Linked DNA regions of Homo sapiens: region 1 is linked to region 2. A link is an interaction called in ENCODE POLR2A ChIA-PET data of the cell type or tissue named here. Cell type or tissue: CD4-positive, alpha-beta T cell. All regions are shown on one strand. Links, peaks and the distances in the headings refer to the core of each region. The heading gives the core; the rest is flanking DNA.

Evidence for each region. Peaks named below come from ENCODE experiments on the same cell type or tissue, not always from the same donor. Only the 100,000 strongest peaks of a DNase experiment are listed, where the experiment ranks them.
Region 1: POLR2A ChIA-PET joins it to region 2 with 7 read pairs; 11 of 35 experiments call an interaction of 5 or more read pairs at or near these places.

The regions. Positions count from the first base shown.
Region 1 is chr1:37,899,245-37,903,630 of GRCh38, reverse strand. All of the region lies in intron 7 of INPP5B (inositol polyphosphate-5-phosphatase B), which reads left to right. LOC124904043 (a long non-coding RNA gene) reads right to left here and starts at 454. Exons shown (of 4, transcript XR_007065876.1): 1 at 1-454. RefSeq lists an enhancer at 1,799-2,038. In CD4-positive, alpha-beta T cell, for the core only: no CTCF peak of the experiment used is centred there; a DNase peak (open chromatin) is centred at 1,880; H3K27ac peaks cover 212 bases.
Region 2 is chr1:37,849,304-37,853,689 of GRCh38, reverse strand. The region is part of intron 2 of MTF1 (metal regulatory transcription factor 1); the gene reads left to right. Among named protein-coding and RNA genes, the nearest start is that of MTF1, 8.1 kb to the left of the region's middle. In CD4-positive, alpha-beta T cell, for the core only: no CTCF peak of the experiment used is centred there; a DNase peak (open chromatin) is centred at 1,739.

The DNA of each region.
Region 1 (4,386 bases), core at 244-4,243, 50 kb before region 2:
CTCAGCCTCCCAAGTAGCTGGGACTACAGGCACCCGCCACCATGCCCGGCTAGTTTTTTGTATTTTTTAGTAGAGACGGGGTTTCACCGTGTTAGCCAGAATGGTCTCAATCTCCTGACCTGGTGATCCACCCGTCTCGGCCTCTCAAAGTGCTGGGATTACAGGCGTGAGCCACTGCGTCCGGCCCCATTTTTATTTTATTTCTTGATTGTATGCTAAACGAGGGGTAGATTATTCAAGCCTCCCCATTTTAGACCATATAGGGTAAGTTCCTGACATTGCCATGGCATTTGTAAACTGTCATGGCGCTGGTGAGAGTGTAGCAATGAGGATGACCTAGGTCATTCTCGTGGCCATCTTGGTTTGGTGGGTTTTAGCAGGCGTCTTTACTGCAGCCTGTTTTATCAGCAAGGTCTTTATGACCTGTGCCTTGTGCCGACCCTCATATCTCATCCTGTGACTTAGTATGCCTAACTCTCTGGGAATGCAGCCCAGCAGGTCTTAGCCTTATTTTACCTAGCTCTTATTCAAGATGGAGTTGCTCTGGTTCAAATGCCTCTGATAAAATGATTTAAGTTATTGAGGGATTTTACCCACAGTAGTGACGTGTCCAGATTTGTGTTTTCTTTTCTTTTCTTTTTTTTTTTTGAGACAGGGTCTCACTGTAGTGCCCAGAGTGGAATGCAGTGATACAATCATGGCTCACTGCAGCCTCGAGCTCCCTGGCTCAAGCTGTCCTCCCCCTTCACCTCCTGAGTAGCTGGGACTACAGGTTTGCACTACCATGCCCAGTTAATTGAAAAAATATATTTTGGGAGGCTGAGGTGGGTCGATCGCCTGAGGTCGGGAGTTTGAGACCAGCCTGACCAACATGGAGAAATCCCATCTCTACTAAAAATACAAAAATTAGCTGGGTGTGGTGGCACATGCCTGTAATCCCAGATACTCAGGAGGCTGAGGCAGGAGAATAGTTTGAACCCGGGAGGTGGAGGTTGCAGTGAGCCGAGATTGTGCCATTGCACTCCAGCCTGGTTAACAAGAGCGAAACAACATCTCAAAAAAAATTTTTTTTTTGTAGAAATAGGGTTTTACCATGTTGTCTTGGATTCCTGGACTCAAGCAATCCTCCTGCCTCAGCTTCTCAAAGCCTTGGGATTACAGGCATGAGCCACTGTGCCCACCCAGATTTGTGTTTTCTTCTAGGTGTTGGCAGAATGGAATTGGAGGAGGTGAAAATGGAGGTAGGGAAATCATTAAGTGGGCTTTCCAGAAACATTAAGGGCCTAAACTAAGGCATGACAGTAGGGATAGAGAAGACAGTCAGATATAAAAATATTTAAGAGAGGCTGGGTGAGGTGGCTCACGCCTGTAATCCTAGCACTTTGGGAGGCCAAGGTGGGTGGATCACTTGTGGTCAGGAGTTTGAGAGCACCATGGCCAACATGGTGAAACCCCGTTTCTACTAAAAATACAAAAATTAGCTGGGCGTGGTGGTGCATGCCTGTGATCCCAGCTTTCTTGAGAGGCTGAGGCAGGAGAATCGCTTCAACTCAGGACACAGAGGAGCCGTGAGCTGAGATCACGCCACCACACTCCAACCTGGGCAACAGAGTAAGACTCTGCCTCAAAAAAAAAAAATTTAATAGAGGATTCATAAGACTTGGTGACCGAACATGGGGAAAAAAGGAAAAATATCTATTGTCACCTATTAGATTGGGTGACAAAAAGATTGGAGGTCTGAGGTTAAAAAAAGGGCAGAGTGGGAGTAGGGAAGCAGGAGAGGAGAAAAGACAGGAAGCTGTGGCCAGAGGGGGAACTATGGGGCTGTGTAATGGCAAATCTGGTCAAGAGCTGCTCTGACAGCCAGCTTCCGTGCCAGGTTCTAGAGAGGAGATTCCGAGAAGACCGCCCTGTGGCTGGAAATCCCCCACATCATGCCTTAAAGTTTCCATAGGTAGTGTAATGAGTGAAGATGTTCTGGTCCTTGCTGGACTGTCCTGAGAGACCCCCTGTGAGAAGACATCGACAAGATGCAGGGCCATTTTCCCATCAGTACGCTATGTACCCCTGGCCGTGAACTGAATCCACAAACTGTCAGCCCTTAGGAGATGACCTTTCAGTCTGCTAGGAAGTACCTAAAGAAACATCCTGAGAGAGTCATTAGAAACCACTGACATGCAGAAGCAGAGCACTTCCTCATAACTCCTTAGTTTGAAAAGTGCAGGTGCCTTTCCATATGGTAAAGGCCCCTGAAATTTTGATATTTAAAATCCCCACTTTATAGATGAAGAAACCGAGACCCAAAGAGCAGAAGTGACTTCTCATGTCACACAGGAAGATAGTAGTAGAGCTGGACGTCAGCTGACATTTCCTGATACTTTGCTGTACTTAATACATAGAGTGCCTGCTGTGCACTGGGCAAGGAAGCAGAAGAAAGAAGACCAAGTCCCTGCCTCGCAGAGCTCACGATTTAGTGGAAATGGCATCCAATAATAATGAATAAATATAAGATTTAATATCAGGTCGGGCGTGGTGGCTCATGCCTGTAATCCCGGCACTTTGAGAGGCCGAGGCAGGCGGATCACCAAGTCAGGAGTTCGAGACCAGCCTGACCAACATTGTGAAATCCCATCTCTACGAAAAATACAAAAATTAGCTGTGTGTGGTGGCGCATGCCTGTAATCCCAGCTACTCAGGAGGCTGAGGCAGGAGAATCGCTTGAACCTTGGAGGCAGAGGTTGCAATGAGTTGAGATCGTGCCATTGTACTTCATCCTGGGTGACAAGAGAGAGACTCTGTCTCAAAAAAAAAACAAACAAAAACCGAAAACAAAAATTAGCTGGGTGTGGTGGCATCTACCTGTAGTCCCAGCTACACGGGAGGCTGAGGTATGAGAATTGCTTGAACCCAGGTGGCAGAGGCTGCAGTGAGCTGAGATTACCCCACTGTACTCTGGCCTGGGTGACAGAGTGAGTGAGACTCTGTCTCAAAAAAAAAAAAGAAAAAAAAAAAGAAAAATTCAAAGTAAACATGGAGATCTGTGGGAACACCAGACAAACTTCCAGTTGAAAGTAGTTCAGCCGGGCGCAGTGGCTCACGCCTGTAATCCCGGCACTTTGAGAGGCTGAGGCGGGCGGATCATGAAGTCAGGAGTTCAAGACCAGCCTGACCAACATTGTGAAACCCCGTCTCTACTAAAAATACAAAAATTAGCTGTGTGTGGTGGCACGTGCCTGTAATCCCAGCTACTCAGGAGGCTGAGGCAGGAGAATCGCTTGAACCTTGGAGGCGGAGGTTGCAGTGAGTTGAGATCGCACCATTGCACTCCATCCTGGGTGACAAGAGAGACTCTGTCTCAAAAAAAAAAAACCGAAAACAAAAATTAGCTGGGTGTGGTGGCATCTGCCTGTAGTCCCAGCTACGCAGGAGGCTGAAGCACGAGAATTGCTTGAACCCAGGAGGCAGAGGCTGCAGTGAGCTGAGATTGCCCCACTGCACTCTAGCCTGGGTGACAGAGTGAGTGAGACGCTGTCTCAAAAAAAAAAAAAAAAAAAAAATTCAAGGTAAACATGGAGATCTGTGGGAACACCAGACAAACTTCCAGTGGAACGTAGTTCAGCCGGGCACAGTGGCTCACGCCTGTAATCCTAGCACTCTGGGAGGCCAAGGCGGGCGGATCATGAAGTCAGGAGACCGAGATCATCCCGGCTAACACGGTGAAACCCCGTCTCTACTAAAAATACAAAGAAATTAGCTGGGTGTGGTGGCGGACTCCTGTAGTCCCGGATACTCGGGAGGCTGAGGCAGGAGAATGGCGTGAACCCGGCAGGCGAAGCTTCAGTGAGCCGAGATCGTGCCGCTGCACTTCAGCCTGGGCGACAGAGCAAGACTCCATAAAAAAAAAAAAAAAAGATGAAATGGAAATCTTTTTATGTGTATTATTTTTTCAAATTGCTACTAAGTTGTTAGGACTTAAATACTTATTTGGCCCTAACTACTTAAGTAGAACTGTTAGGGATTCCTTTTGGCCTAGAGGTACCTTGAGAAAATTATTATTATTATTATTTTGAGGCAGAGTTTCGCTCTTGTTGCCCAGGCTGGAGAGCAATGGTGCGATCTCGGCTCACCGCAACCTCTGCCTCCCAGGTTCAAGCGATTTTCTTGCCTCACCTTCCTGAGTAGCTGGGATTACAGGCATGTGCTACCACGGCTGGCTATTTTGTATTTTAAGTAGAGACGGGGTTTCTCCATGTTGGTCAGGCTGGTCTCGAACTCCCAACCTCAGGTGATTTGCCCACCTCGGCCTCCCAAAGTGGTGTTGGGATTACAGGTGTGAGCCACTGCGTCTGGCCTCAGAATTGTTAATCAGGACCCCCATGGAACACC
Region 2 (4,386 bases), core at 157-4,156:
CATACAATTTAGGAAAAAAGCAGGAGAAGGTTTTTCCAAGAGAGAGGAACAGCATGAAACAAGGAATGCAGGTGGGAAACAGGCCATTTTCAGGGAATAGCCAGTTGTCCTGTTACAACAGAGTCAGCACACTTTTTTCTGCTTAGGGCTAAATAGTAAATATTCTGGGCTTTGCAGGCTATAAGGTCTCTGTTGGAGCTACTCCATTCTTCCATTGTAGCACAAAAGCAGCCATAGACAATACATAAAGAATGAACATGGCCAAGTTCTGATAAGACTTTACAAAAACAGGCAGTGGGGTGGATTTGGTTCACTGGCTGTAGTGTGCTGACCCTTAGACTAGAACATAGTAGTAGAAGGAGATAAGGATGGAAAGATAGCAAAGATCCAAACATGGAAGGCAGTGGTAACCTTCTATGGGTTTTGAACTGTACTCTCCTAGAAATGGTGGGAAACCATTGGAGGTGTCTAAGCCAAGGCTAGAGTGGTTAGATAGAGAATGTGGTTAGAGTAGCATTTTAGAAGGATTGGTCTGGCAGCAGAGGTAGCTTGGAGGCAGAGGAAAACTGGAGACTTCTTGCCTAGTTAGGAGACAGTTGTAGTTTATGTTTGGGGTTTCATTTAAATCTGAAGAAAGGATAGTGGCCTTGTTCATGGGAAGAATCAAGGACTTTTGTAGAAGTACGAGAGAACTTCGTACGTGTTATTGGAGTTTGATGAATGAGCCATGAGTTGGGCATGATTCAAAGGTTTTGAATAGGCCAGGCACAGTGGCTCATGCCTGTAATCCCAGCACTTTCGGAGGCAGAGGCAGGTGGATCAGTTGAGGTCTGGAGCTCTAGACCAGCCTGGCCAACATGGTGAAACCCTGTCTCTACTAAAAATACAAAAATTAGCCGGTTGTGGTGGTGCATGCCTGTAGTCCCAGCCACTTGGGAGGCTGAGGCAGGAGAATCACTTGAACCCAGAGGGCGGAGGGTGCAGTGAGCCATGATTGTGCCACTGCATTCCAGCCTGGGCAACAAAATGAGAATCTGGTTGGAAAAAAAAAAAAGGTTTTGAATCATGTTGATTGAAAGGATTCATCCATTTTCCCAAATTTGTTGAGTTTCTGCTGTGTCTTAGCACAGCTTTTTGATGGAGCTCAAATCTAGGTGAAGAGTTAAGCAGTTAAGAGTCCGTTGTGGTAGATATTTTAACAGAGGTGTATTCGAAGTGCTGTGTGCATGCTGAGGAGAAAGTGGCTAACTCTGCTCTCCGCACCCTCCAAATGGTGATCCCATTCATAGGAATCAAGAAAGATGGGAAAAGGAAAAAGTTTTGATGGGGTAATTAAAGAGTTTGGTAGGAGTGTATTGAATGTATAGTCCTTGGAGAAAAGTAACATGAACAAATGGAAAGCTCATTGGAAACGTGTATCTGAGGTCAAAGAAATGGTTTGGAGTTAGAATAGTAGTAGAAAGGGGCCTTCAAACTGTGGGTAGTTTACTTAAGGGAGAAGTAAGAGTTGGCCTGAGAATTTAAGGGTTGGAAAGAGAAAGAGGAACCCAAGAAGATCACAGTAGTCAAAGAGATGGGTCGACTGCAGTGTTGTGGAAGCTGAAGGAAGAGAGTGTCAACAAATGAGAATATTCCTGTGTGACCCTGCAGAGGGATTGAGGAGCCCCGAAGAAGCCTTTAGTTGTGCTGGTTGTGCAGTTGTTCACATATCATGAGAAGACTTGCAGCAGAGCACTGGGGCTGAAGCCAGGTTTTGAGTGATGAAGAAGTGAGTGAGTGATGAGGAAACAGGAGGCAGGAAATGTCAAGTTGGCTTTTTTTTTTTTTTTTAAATAAGTTTGGTAGTTAGAGGAAGAAGAGTGATGAGGCAGTAGTAGCTAGCTCAAGGAGATTGAATCATTTTTGTTTAGCATAGGTAATTTGGACATAGTTTAGGACCTAAACTTTAGGCCATCCTCCATCAGTGATTACTGTGTGAAAGTGTTTCATGAGCGAATGTTCGGGAAACATTAAGTTAAACCAAGACAGAAATTTGTTGATTAGGACTTCTCAGAGCCTTTGATGTGCCAACAGCTAAGAAGGAAGAAAACACAGAATTTTTCAAATGCTTTAAACTTGAGAAACCATTTTTCAGATCTAATTTCCAGGGATCAGTGTTTTGTGGAACACATTTTGGGAAATGCTGATCTAGGCAGAAGAGGAGGAGATGGTACAGAGGGAATGATTATGCAATCAGTGAAAAGCTGTCACTTTTCCACTTTGTACTATTCAAATTGGTTTATTCTATTTGCAAGTCTGGTTTGCCATTCTTGTCTTCAGATCATTGATAATCATATTGAATAGCACAGGGTCAAGGATATTATGAGCACTTTGTTCAGTTTGCTGGGGATTTAGCTCACTCCACTTTCCTCTCACCCACATTTTTCCATGCTATCCATGAGACCTTTGTGGAAGATGCTATATTCTTGAAATCAGTAGGTTTGGGGTTGGGTGGAGATTGAAGGAGAAGTAGCAGTAGCTTTAGTCTTCGAAAATCTTGCTTAATGACCAGACATTCAGGAGGCTTGCCTTCCTGAAGCACTGTCTTAGCTTAGCTTTTGTTTTGGCAGTGATTTTATTTTGGCATTAAAATCCACTTATTTGGCCTGAAGAGGCTGATGTTTATGACTACTCGATAACAGACTTCATGATCCTTTAGCTCTTCCTTACTCCTTTTCCTTTCGTTTTTTTTCAGCTTGGTTTTTGGTTTTTTCTTTTCCCTCCATGCACAGGTGTTACTCTTGAGAAATCAAATCATTTGATAACTAGTTGGTCTTCTTGGCTTCCCAAGCAGCTTATTTTCTGAGTCACATTTTAGCCTGAATTTCCTGTTTACTCCTGGTTTTTTCATTGTTTCATATAGTGTGGAGTTGGCTTACCTATTACTTCATTTTCTTTTCTTCATGCTTGTCTTGCGCAAAAAATAAACCAACCAGAACCTTGCCACAGATAGTCTTTTCCTACCACAAGGCCGCTGGTCATTCTGACTCGAATTTCACGTATCTTATTCTCATACTTGTTATTTCATTACTGTCTCCCTACTGATTTGGTAGCTTTGAGATCTCTCTCTCTCTCTCTCTCTCTTTCTCTCTCCCTTTTTTTTCTCTTTCTCTCTCTCATTCCCTTCCTCCCTCCCTTCCTTCCTTCTTTTCCCTTTCTGTCTTTCTTCTTTCCTTTCTCTCTTGAAACAGGGTCTCACTGTGTCACACAGGTTGGAGTGATTACAGTGGTGGGATCGTAGCTCACTGTAACCTCAAACTCCTGGGCTCAAGCAATCCTCCTGCCTCGACCTCCCAAAGTGCTGGGATTATAGGCATGAGCCATGGCACTTGGCCAGCTTGCAAAATTTCTAATCAAAATATTTTCATTCTGCCTAAAAACAAAAGCTTTTTTTTTTTTTTTTTTTTTTTGGTTGAGACAGGGTTCCATTCTGTAGCCAGGCTGGAGTACAGTGGCACGATCATGGCTCACTGCAGCCTTAACCTCCCAGGCTCAAGCCGTCCTGCCACCTCAGCCTCCACAGTAGCTGGGACCACAGGCATGTGCTACTGTGCCGGCTACTTTTTGGTGGTTGTTTTGGTAGAGAGGGGTCTCACTATGGGCTGGTTCCAAAATCCTGGGCTCACGCAATCCTTCCACCTTGGCCTCCCAAAGTATTGTGATTACCGGCATGAGCCACCATGTCTGGCCCTTTAAGGCCTTTCTACTCCAAGTCTCGAAGCAGCTGCGTCTTGTTGTTTGTTTGTTTGTTTACGTATTTTATTTTATTTTTTTAAGACACTGGGTCTTGCTATGTTTGCCCAGGCCATCATCATAGCTCACTGTAACCTGGAACTTCTGGCCTCAACCAATTCTCCCTCCTTAGCCTCCTGAGCTGCTGGGATTAAAGGCATGAGCTACCACACCTGGCAACTGTGTTTTCTTTAGTTGGTTTGTGCAGTCCATTCTTGAATCTGTGCCCTTCCATAGAACCTGCCAGGACGGTCTAGTTACCTGTTCATCTACCTCTGTCTGCACTACATTGGTGACGTGATGTATCCTCCATGGCTAACTGACCTTGCCAGTTTTCTATAGAGTAGTTGGCCAAGGAGCATGAAAAAACCCTAGGAATCGTATGCAAAATTTATTCTACATGATGCACCAAAGTATTCCAGCACATTGATTAGGAAAGGTATCATTTTCTACCAACAAGCACAGTTACAGCAATTTTTTTTTTTTTTTAATTGAGGTGAAGGCTTGCTCTGTTGCCCAGGCTGGAGTACAGTGGCACGATCTTGGCTCACTGCAACCTCCGCCTCCAGGGTTCAAGAGATTCTCCTGTCTCAGCCTCCCGAGTAGCCAGGATTA